Regions from separate parts of the Homo sapiens genome. Here region 1 is linked to region 2. Evidence: chromatin contacts called from ENCODE Hi-C or POLR2A ChIA-PET data. All regions are on one chromosome and are shown on one strand. Each heading gives the region's core, a stretch centred on a gene start or an enhancer-like site at or near the end of the contact. The rest is flanking DNA. Distances are from core to core; before and after follow the strand shown.

Region 1 (5,736 bases), core at 1,370-3,869, 120 kb after region 2:
ACCCATTTCTTTTCAACCCCCACCAAATGACCGAGGCAAAAATGCCTTCAAGGGCAGGAATCTGAGTTCCCATTGGCTCTACTTTTCCAAGATCCACTTCTAGACTTATTCTTTGTGGCTACATAGAAATACATGAATTAAGTTCTGAGGTTCTAAGTGGTTGCAGAACTAGCTGGGATTGCCCACAGTCATTCATCAGTGAAGATGCATCATGGCTATTTACAATTATTTTTCCTTCTGGAAAGCTAACCCAGGGAAGGGAAAGGACAGCACAGCCCCAGAGCCTACACAAGCTGCTTTCCACATGTATTTTGTAGTTTTAATCCTCACAACAAGCCTAAGAGTTGAGCCGTTTGTCTACCTGTGGCAGACAAGGGTTAGAAGCTTAATAATTTTCTATGGGTCACACAACCTATATGAAGGGGAGACAGGACCTGTGCACAGATCTGTTTAATTCCTAACGTAATGCTTTTATTCTCTCCTAAAAAGGGCAGCTCTGCTAATTACAGGCTCTGAATTTTTTTTAGGACATCGACTTTCTTTTAAAGAAGCAATGTCTAAAAATAAAGCAGGTTAACCTGTGTGCTTGCATATGAGAATGAGGAGAGAGAAAGAGAGAGAGTGCGTGTGTGTACGCGTGCGCGCGTGCGCACGTGTGCGCGCAGAAGCATGCATGAGAAAAAGAAAGAGAGATAGGGAGGTATTTCTTCTTTCATATACAAAGCAGCAGCCCCTCCTCTGTCTTTTTCATTCCAGTGTAATCTATGCACATGCAAAATAATTACTTCTTCCTGTAGGAAGTGTCAGTCCTCCAAGCAAAGAAGAAAAGGCTACAGCATATGTTACCGACACATGTTTTTGCTAGTCTTGTCTCTGTTCCGCCTGCTGTGGCAATCAGCTTTTGCAAATACTGTCACTTACCAAATACAAAAAGCATGTGCATGCCCAGCCAATGGCCTGGGATAAACACAGCCAGGCTTTCTGACTTGGAACATCCACCCAGGACAGGGGTTTTGTTTCCAAAGAACAAAACCAGCCTTGTATCATCAAAATCAGTGGTGGGGAGGGAGAGAGGGCAGTTACGATAGAGGAAAGACATGGACCCAACCCAACAAACTGCTTCAGGGTCTGCCTCATACATATGAAGGAAAATTGATAGTATTTGATAGGAGGTCTGCTCAATTCAGCCAAAGGAAAGATGGGCAGGGCTCAAAAACACTGCTGGAGAAGTTGGTATCTGGCCAAATGGCTAAGTAGCCAGTCGGGGGTCTAAGAAGCACATGCACAGAAGGGCTTTGAGCTCTGCCTCTTGGCAGGATGCCCACCCATCAAGTTCTTCCAGAGTGGGGAGTTGGCAATGCGCACTCCTAATCCCAGAAGCACTTGACAGGTAGGCTTGCTGCCGAGAGCCCCCCTTTCTGTCCCCTCAGGTGCCAGACTCTGCACTGTGGCCGCAGCAGCTACAAGCGCTACCATGAGACAAAGGAGAAGAGTCTGGCACCTGTGGTGGGGAGCCTGTCATCTTGTGGTGGGACATTTGCCTGGTACTTCCTGGCCTGGCAAATGTGCCACTGAGGGGAGCACTGTCCCTGGTGGGCAGACTGTGGCAGGAATTGGCTGGGGTCAAGAGGGCACAGCTCTGGAGATCTCCAACCTGCCATGAGTCCAGCACTTTCCAGAAGGCAGCCTCTAAGTATATTTAAATAATAAGCAGGAAGAAATGGTGGACATTTGTGGTGTCTAGGGAAAGGAAAAGAACAACTTCACTTAAAGATACAGTCACAAGAGAGAAATCTGAACTGAGTGTACACCCCTGAGGAACTCTGGAATATCTGAGAAAGCATCAAGGATTTCATTTGCATAAGGACATCTGAGCCTTCTGGAAGAAATGTTATAGAGGACTTTTAGAGCTGACAGCTTGATTCTGCAATCCTAGATCTAAGATTTCTGAAGTAAGAATGAAAACCAAAGTTATCTAACCCTAGGGGACTGAGTCATGGGAGAAAGCACCCACCAAGGTAGGGGTGAGAGGACATGGCCTTCCTTCTGGGTCCTAGGCCTTATTGCTAAGGGACATGTTCATTTATCCTTCCAATATTCTCCTTTTCAGTAGCAGAGAATGCAGGCATACCTCCTTTTATTGTGCTTTGCTTTATTGCACTTTGCAGGTAGTGTGTTTTTTACAAATTGAAGGTTTGTGGCAACAATATCTATGTGCCATTTTTCCAACAGCATGTGCTCACTTCATGTCTCTGTGTCATGTTTTGATAATGCTTGCAATATTTCAAACTTTTTCATTATTATTTTATCTGTTGTGGTGGTCTGTGACCAGTAATCTTTGATGTCACTATTTTAATTGCTTTGAGGCACCACAAGCCATGCCCATGTAAGATGGAAAACTTAATTGATAAATGTTATGTGTATTTTAATGGCTCCAATGACTGGCTTTTCCCCATTTCTCTCCTTCTCCTTGGGTCTCCCTATTTCCTAGACACGATATGGAAATTGGACCAATTAATAACCCTACAATGGCCTGTAGGTGTTCAGGTGAAAGAAAGAGTCACACACCTTTCACTTTAATTCAAAAGCCACAAATGATTAAGCTTAGTGAGGAAGGCATGTCGAAAGCTGAGACACGCCAAAAGCTAGGGCTCTTGCACCAGTTAGCAAAGGTATAAATGTAAAGGAAATGTTCTTGAAGGAAATTAAAAGTGCTACTCCAGTGAGCAAAAGAACGAAAAGAAAGTGAAACAAACTTATTACCTATATGGAGATATACAGAGTGATGAATGTTGTTTTCTTGCCTGCTAACACAACACCCATTCTGCAGCCCATGTGTCAAGCAGTAATTTTGACTTTCAAGTCTCATTATTTAGAAAGTACATTTTGTAAGGTGATAGCTGCCATAGATAGTGATTCTCTCTGATGGATCTGGACAAAGTATATTGAAAAGCTTCTGGAAAGGATTCACTATTCTGGATGCCATTAAGGGCATTTGTGATTCATACCAGGAGATCAAAACATCAACATTAATGGGAGTTTGGAAGAAGCTGATTCCAGCCCTCATAGATGACCTTGAGAGGTTTAAGACTTCAGTGAGAAAGTCACTGCAGATGTGGTGGGAATAGTAAGAGAACTTGAATTAGAAGTGAAACCTGAAGATGGCACCGAATGGCCACAATCTCATGACAAAACTTGAACAGATAAGGAATTGCTTCTTATGGAGGAGGAAAGAAAGTAGTTTATTGAGATGCAATATGCTTCTGATGAAGTTGCTGTGTTGAAATGATGAAGAGGATTTAGAATAAACTTAGTTGATAAAGCAGTGGCAGGGTTTTGAGAGGACTGACCGATTTTGAAAGAATTTCTACTGTGGGTAAAATGCTATCAAACAGTATCACATGCTACAGAAAAAAATCTTTCATAAAAGGAAAAATCAATCAATGCAGCAAATTTCATTGTTGTCTCATTTTAAGAAATTGCCAGAGCCATCCCAACCATCAGCAACCACTACCCTGGTCAGCAGCCATCAACGTCAAGACAAGACCCTCTACCAGCAAAAGATTATAACTCACTGAAGGCTTAGATGATCACTAGCACTTTTTTTTTTAGCAGTAAAGTATTTTTTATTGTGTATATTTTGAAACACAATGCAAACTTTTTATACATAATGGTATTCCACACTTAATAGACTATAGTGTAAACGTAACTTTTACATGCACGACGAAACCAAAAAATGTTGGTGACTTGCTTTATTGTGATGGTCTGGAACCTGAACCTGAAATATCTCTGAGGTATTCCTGTATATGCTAAGCCTTAAAGCCTAAAGGTCTGCAATCACAAAAGACAGAACCTACCATTTCTGCTCTGAAAAGAGCAGTATTTGTGAGCACAGGATCCCCGAACCACCATGAACGCATGGGGAGGGCAGGGAGGATGTTTAGTTTCACTTAACATTGGGAGGCAGGGTTGTGCTCATGGCTGTGGAGTTACCGCTCATTCCATTCCTTTTGCTGGGTCAAGGAAACCAGGATATCTAGGTGGAAGATTCTGGGCTTGGGTCCTCACTGGGTCCTTGGGACAACGCATATTTTATCTCATCTAATCAATTGGGGATAAAAATTATACAATGACCCAGATCATAAAAGAAAACTGATGTGGAGCTATAAAGCTCCAAAGAAATGCAAATTGTTATTTTCTGCTACAGTGTTAGAATTCTGATTATCCTATTTTTTTGTTTGTTTCTTTGTATATAGGCCCTAATGCTACCATGCACACAGTATCACTAAGTCATTAAGCTTCCATAATACTCAGTGAAGCAAAAATTACCCCCAACCACTCATACTTGGTTGTTTTTAGAGTGACTCAGCACAGGGTGAGCACATGACTTACACAGGTTACATCTTCAAGTGTTAAGATTTATCTGGTATGTGGCTGTCAACAATACTGGGGACCATTTGAGAGCAGGAACCATCTTTTCTCTTGCTGCCTGACTAGCTTCTAGCACAGTGTCTGGTATAAAGTTAGTGCTCAGTATATTTTTGTTGTATTAAATAAAATGTATCAATTTAGGTGCTTTAAACATTTCTATACATGGATCGTATAGATATACTATGCATTTGGCAAAAATTTATTGAGAACTTACTATATGCTAGACCCTGTGCCAGGCACTGTGTATACGATGTAAAAAGGATGCTTGCAGCCTAGTGGGGAAGACAGACCTCACCAAATGATCGCATTAATAAACACAGAATTGCAAAAGAAGCACAGATTTCTCAGAGAGCGTGTACAAAGCAGCTGATCTACTAGGTGGGGAGTCTCCCTAAGGAAATGATACTTCAGCTAAGACTTGAAAGAAGAGTGAGAATTAATATGGTTAAGTAGAACACAAAAAAGGAACACCTTATTATTATTATTATTATCATTATTTTTCAAGACAGAGTCTCGCACTGTCGCCCGGGCTGGAGTGCGGTGGCACAATCTTGGCTTACTGCAATCTCTGCCTCCCAGGTTCAAGCGACTCTCCTGCCTCAGCCTCCTGAGTAGCTAGGATTACAGGCGCCCGCTACCACGCCAGGCTAATTTTTTGTGTTTTTAGTAGAGGCGGGGTTTCACTATGTTGGCCAGGCTGCTCTTGAATTCCTGACCTCGTGATCTGCCTGCCTCGGCCTCCCAAAGAGCTGGAATTACAGGGGTGAGCCACTGCACTGGGCCACATGTTATTAATACTATGTGCCACACACTGTTCTGCTGGCCGTCCATGCATGCTTATATCATTCTCACAATGATCCTGTTTGGAACTACTATGAGTGTGCCTAATCATACGGTGAGAAAATCAAGGTGTGAGCGGTCAAGTGTCTTGCCCAAGAGCCAGTGAGTGATGGGTTTGAACCTGGTAGGCTGGTTCTAGAGCCACACTCCCCACATATGGAGAGAACAACTAGTGCAAAGGACCTGTGCCTTAGCAGGCAACAAAGAACAGGTCTACTCACCCCCAGGCTGGCCAGGCTCCTAGCTGCTCTCATATCAAAAGTCCCAACACTGACAGCTCTCCTTTCAGAAGAAGAATTCTGGTGAGTGTGGTGTCCTCATCTTGTTTCATCTGTAAGTTATCTTTCATGGTGCTAACACACACATGCTTGTGGAAGCCAAGGCACTGAGGCTGAATGGCCCAAAATAAAGACAAGTGCCCACTGTGTGGGGTGGCCAGCAAATATCTCAACACAGAGGCTTGTC
Region 2 (5,640 bases), core at 2,726-5,225:
TAATTCAAGCAGAGTTGAAAATGGCCAGGTTTTACCTTCCATGGGATTATCCTTGGGGACTGAGGGTTTAAAAGAATGACAGCTATGAAAAATCCCAGGCCTCCTCCCAGCTGTGCACATTGAACTGTCTCTACTGAAAGCAGTAACCTCTGCCTGCTTCACAGGAGGGATTGGCGAGCATCCTAACAGTCACTGTAAATCACAGCCCATCACACAGCTAACTCTAGAGCAATGGGGCCACCTAGACTCCAAATATGGAAGCGCTGAAAGGAAAAAAATCCCTTCTGGGATTCATTCCTAGAGGCTCCTTGAGATCTGGATATTGAGAGGGTAAAAGAGGAGCTTGTACATGTCTGAGTCTCAGGTGATCAGAGACAACTTGAATGCATGAGGATTTTTCTCCATAAAACACATTAGATATTAACTTTTAAATATTTATAAATATTTACATGAAATATCTTAAATATTAAAAATTATATTTTTATGAGTGTGTTGGCCTAAAGATGAATATATTCCTGTTATATATTAAATATTATATATTTATATATATAAAACATTTAATTTAACCTACCAGTTTTTTAAAAAAAATGTTAAAAGAAATAAAGACATTTAGACATTTTTCTGGGACCTTAAAAGTATTGTGGGCCCTCCACACTGTGCCTAGTGGATAAATTGGCATGGCTGGCACACACTAGGGAGGTCAGGGATTTATAAGGCCTAGAAGCCTTCCATCCTTTAGACTGTTAGAATGTTCTGAAAGATGTCCAAGGACACCCAAGGACTTACCATACTTTCCTGCATTTCATGAATTTCTTTCATATTTTAATGTTTCCTTTAATGCATCACATAATAGATGACACGTTTAACATTGAGGTGGTGGGACTCTGTTCCTTTAAAGTCTTCATTGAATTGATAATACTTTTAAAATATACAGTATCTTAGAATGGAGGAGGCATGGTATCCAGCCATGATGAGGAAAAGCAGCCACCCCTGCGCCCTGGGACCTTTCCTGACCTGGCTCTTTCCACTCCCTACCTACCCAGCCACACATCAAGAAGCAGTCCTTTGTCATTTATTAGCCCACCTTGGAAGCCACATTGCCGCAGTTCTGCTGTGCTCTTGGTTGAAGCAGTCACAAGCCCACCCCACTCATGGAGGAATGACAAGTTCACATTGTTGAAGAACATATGAAATGGGGATATAGTTGTTGTCACCTTTGGAGAATGTGATCTGCCAAACATCCCCCAACAAAGACAAATAAATAGATAGTTGGATCATTTCTTTCTTTTTACTTTTTTTCTGTTTTGAGACAGAGTTGTTCTTGTTGCCCAGGCTGGAGTGCGATGGCACAATCTTGGCTCATTGCAATCTCCGCCTCCCAGGTTCAAGTGATTCTCCTGCCTCAGCCTCCCGAGTAGCTGGGATTACAGGTGTGCACCACCATGTCTGGCTAATTTTTGTATTTTTAGTAGAGACAGGGTTTCACCAGGCTGGTCTCGAACTCCTTACTTCAGGTGGTACACCTGCCTCGGCCTCCCAAACGGCTGAGATTACAGAGAGTTGGATCATTTCTAAAGGGAAGTGGGTAGCAAGGGTGATGAACAAACAGAAATTACACTGTGTTCACTCCGTTATGCCACCGTCATGCCTGTGAGGGAGCAGAGCAGCTGGCTGTACAATTTCTTTAAGGAACATGGATATATACCCAGTTGGTTCAGGCAATGGGTGTTACTATCAAACTGTTTGCAGAGGAGTAAGGAAAACAAAAATGAGAGTAGCCAGGATGTCCTTCTCAGTCAGCTGAGATGTGACAGCTTGTTTAGGGTGGTTGTGCAATTTCAGATGTGTCATCCCCAGCCTCAGATATCAGTGTTTCTCTTTGCTAGAGCTCTACCATTATGGCTGCTTTTGGGGGAGTCCACCACCCCATTTCTCCTGCAGTTACCAGTTACCTTATTCCCTGCTTTTCCCCTTTTCTTGACTTACACCCCTTGTGGCTTCTAGAATGTCATCTTGGTCAGGTTTCCATCACTGATCTAGTCAGCTGTGTCCATCAGTGGGATCAGTGCTTCCAGATATCTACCCAGCAGAAGCCACTGAGGGTGTGGCTCCTCCTCAAGAGCCAGTAAGGACCCCATGAGGGTGTGACTCCTCCTTAAGAGCAAATAAGGATCCCATGTCTTATGGCTCAAAATAAATACTTTTCATTGCCTGCAGATGTTAATTTCCTAAGGTTAGGCCCAGGGTGAATAAAGGAGGAGAAAAGAAGACTGAATCTCTGAGGGTAAAACACAGGACAAAGTGAAATGACTTCTTCACCAAAGTAACCACCAAACTGCCTAGCATCTTCCTGCTCTCCTGTCTCTGGGAGAGTCTATTGTTTGCCCCATAATTACTATCCTTCAGCTCATTTGGCTCTTAATCATGCCTTTGAATGCAGCACAGACAGAATGAACCCAGCTCTTCTGACTGTTCTAGGCTCAGTACTCTTGAAAGTCAGGCTTCAAGTAGAGTCAATTCTAAGGGGTCTTTGGCCCCAGAGCAGTCAATGCATCAAAGTGGAATTTTCTATAGCATGCTTGGACCCTTGGCATCCAGCACCAAAGTAAAACACAGCTTGCCTTACATAAGGGAGCCTACATTATCACTCCCAGAATAACTGGTGACCCCACAGACCTGCACAGATGTGCTGTAGAACAAACAAACATCAGACGTTCTCTATAAGGACAGGTCTAGGCTGCACCTTTATCTATATCCAGTCAAAGATATATAGATTTATAGTGACCCAGAAAAGAATGCAGAGGAACCTGGAGAAAGCACCCTGCTGCTTAGATCTACAAATTTTGTTCATCTCATATATATAGGCACAGACAAAAAGGAATGTTGACAGGCTGTATTTACTTGATCTTTTTGTCATCTCTTAGAATCTAATACATGTGAAAATTTTGGCATAGGTAAGCACAATTACTTGTGGTAGACATATATATTTGTGAAGCTGTAACTCCTTGTGTATATATGTTTTATTCTTTACACATTAGTTCTTGCTGCCAAAAAGCTCTACATTTTATAATTCAATCAGCCAACACCTGTACCAAGATTTGGTCACTGGGAACTTCAAATATTTCGTATTTGAGAATGGGGAAAGAAAATCTGCAGAAAAAAAAATTGACCAGAACCTGCGTCATGTATTTTTCACAGGAAAGCTAATTATTAGAGGAGGATAAAAACCTGAGGTTCCCTGACTAGGGAGTGGAGTCTAGACAAGGGATCTGATGTGACAGGGTTCCTTCTCTATCCTCTTCAAAATGTAAGGAATGTTTGGCTTCTGGATTGTGTCAGAAAATAGAAGTAACAAATAGTCTTTATTCATAAAAAACTGGCTTTTCCTGACAGAGATTTTAATCGTGTGCTACACACGTGAATCCTTTTTAAAGAAATTGCTAGGGGCTGGGGAATTTCCAAGCCAACCTCCATTAACCTGCAGATTGAGCAAGACACACATCTGTTCTTTAATTGCACAGTATTTCGAATCAAAACAAACAAGCCCTTCCACAGAAAAGGGCCTGTTTTCCTGGTGATGGTTTTGGCTCGAGTTACCCTTTGTGTTGAGTATGTCTACTCTTCAGGCCATAAGGTAGCGATCTCACCGACACCTCCCTGTGTCACGATTCCCCTTAGTAGTCTGTGCTGCAGTCACTAAGCATGACCACTAGATGGCGGGAGAGGACTGAGTTGAGGTTATGGCGGCGGCTCCTTTCTCCCTGCAGGGTGGGAGGAACGCTGTTGTCTCTTTTTCTTCCTGCCCCTTTGTTTGACTTCACCATTCTCTGTTTCCTTTTCGCTCCGCTGTAGTTACGTGACTCACCTTTCATTCAGTACCTCCCTTCAAGGAAAGCCCTGTCTCCTGTCCTTGGACTGGGATCACACAGAGTTCTTGGGATGACCCTGGCTCTCCCGCGCCAGCCGCTCTGCTGCCAAGCGCAAGCATTCGCTCCCAGATGCTTCGCCCAGTTCTTTGCAAATGTCATCCAATCAGTGTCCAGGTGTTCACGGCTCATCACTGGCTTACTGCTCTGGTCTACATAGCTTGGGACATTGCTGTTTATGCAGGTATAAAAAAAAAAAAAGAAAAACAAAAGAAAGAAGGAACGGCAGCATCACAGAATGTGAATCAGAATATTAGTCTGTGGTACTGGGAGAGAAAAAGAAGATTCCCCAGAGAGGATGAAGACCAAACAGACTGCAGACCTGCCATCTCTCTACACTGCACTTGGATTGGCCATTTGCTGTATGCACCCGGGAAAAAAATTCAGAGGACCATGCTGTTGTGATAGCTGACCTAAAGACATTCTGGAGAGCACATGAGTTTGATTTTTACAAATGACTTAATAATCTGGGGGACCAAGCCAGGGCTGCAGAGTCTGGAAGAGCCCCCGCCAGCGGTGAGCAGAGGAGGAGGAGACCCAGAGTCAGGGGTGGTAGAGGAACGGGGTTTCCCAGGCCTCTTTTCACAGCAATTAGAGGTCTGTGTTCTCCTTGAGGCAGGGGCGTAACTCCCACAAGTGTTAATGAGATTTAACGAAGAGAAAGGGAGACTCCAGAGCTGCATTTCCAGTCGGGGCTTCCACAGCAGCAGAAGAGGACAGAGTTCTGCTGCTTCCAGCCGGACCTGGCAGAGAGTCCTGGAAGCCTGGACCTTAGCATGTTACCTTCATCAGCAATTCCACACTCCAGCCGGCATCGTAAGTCCCCAACCTGTGGTCGCCTAGCCCCTTCTACGAACCTTGTGAAGAGAAGCTGCCTGTGCCTTGGGCTAGAAAGTTCTCTCGCACTCTATCCAGTGCTTAAGCTCGCCTGCCTAGGTTTACATCCCAGCTCTGCTGAGTTTCCAGCTAAGCCTAGTTTCCTCCTCCAAAAAATGGAGATAATAAATGGCACCTACTTCACTTGCGGATCTAATGAAAGTCAAGAGCTTAGCACAATGTTTGACCATATAAAGTACCTCTGAGTGATGATGATGATGAATTTGGGCCTAGAATTGACATCTTAGTCATATGAGGCAGAACCTAGTTCTAAGGAAACACACCTCAGTGCCATGATAGAAACATTTCATCATGAAAACCTAAGCAGTTGTGCAATGAAAATCCCTGTCATTTACAACAATTCCCCCACCCCCCACGTACTTGGGATAAATTAGAACCAGGATGGGCCAAGTTTCTCGTCTCGCCTCCTCTTTTCCTCAGTGGCAACCGTGTGATTTATGGCTCTGACGGGAGAGCCAACCAAACTCAGTTGTTTCAGCTGATTGTCCCCGTGAGTTTTCAGGTTGATGTGAAATCCAATGGGGTGTGAACTGAAACCCAAGATCTCCTGAAAGCCCCATGCACTAAGCTCAGTAAGGGACCAAACCAAACCAAACCAAAGCTCCCTCCCTCTTGCCTGGCACTCCTGGAGCTCACAAAAAGCCTGCCACTTGTGAGCCTGTGTGCCTGGAAGGGTCTGCTGCACCTGGCTGGGGGCCCCTGGGCCATTGTTTTCCTGGCAGCAGCAAGGAGGCAGGTCTTCGGCTCACTCCTGGAGCTGGCCCCACACCAGCGACCTCAGAAACCAGGCAGGCTTTCATCCTGGGGTCTCCTAGGG

The links. Hi-C counts contacts between places; a loop is a spot of excess contacts on that map. ChIA-PET counts read pairs that join two places held with the same protein, here RNA polymerase II (POLR2A). Pooled maps may share reads with other maps.
Region 1: a map of naive thymus-derived CD4-positive, alpha-beta T cell shows a loop between it and region 2 (2.5-fold over the local background). The contact joins two enhancer-like sites. A Hi-C loop is called at or near these places in 2 of 168 maps with a recorded cell type or tissue (GM12878 and naive thymus-derived CD4-positive, alpha-beta T cell), 13 of 37 single-sample maps with no recorded cell type and 12 of 50 pooled maps. POLR2A ChIA-PET finds 5 or more read pairs at or near these places in 1 of 52 experiments (activated CD4-positive, alpha-beta T cell).

The regions. Positions count from the first base shown.
Region 1 is chr9:20,040,517-20,046,252 of GRCh38, forward strand. It overlaps a transcript of SLC24A2 not described here. Among named protein-coding and RNA genes, the nearest start is that of SLC24A2, 250 kb to the left of the region's middle. Within about 2 kb of position 2,620, at least 2 of the 41 ENCODE cell types and tissues checked have a DNase peak (open chromatin) inside an H3K27ac peak, as active enhancers do.
Region 2 is chr9:19,922,461-19,928,100 of GRCh38, forward strand. It overlaps a transcript of SLC24A2 not described here. Among named protein-coding and RNA genes, the nearest start is that of SLC24A2, 140 kb to the left of the region's middle. RefSeq lists enhancers at 3,691-3,985, 3,911-4,020. Within about 2 kb of position 3,976, at least 3 of the 41 ENCODE cell types and tissues checked have a DNase peak (open chromatin) inside an H3K27ac peak, as active enhancers do.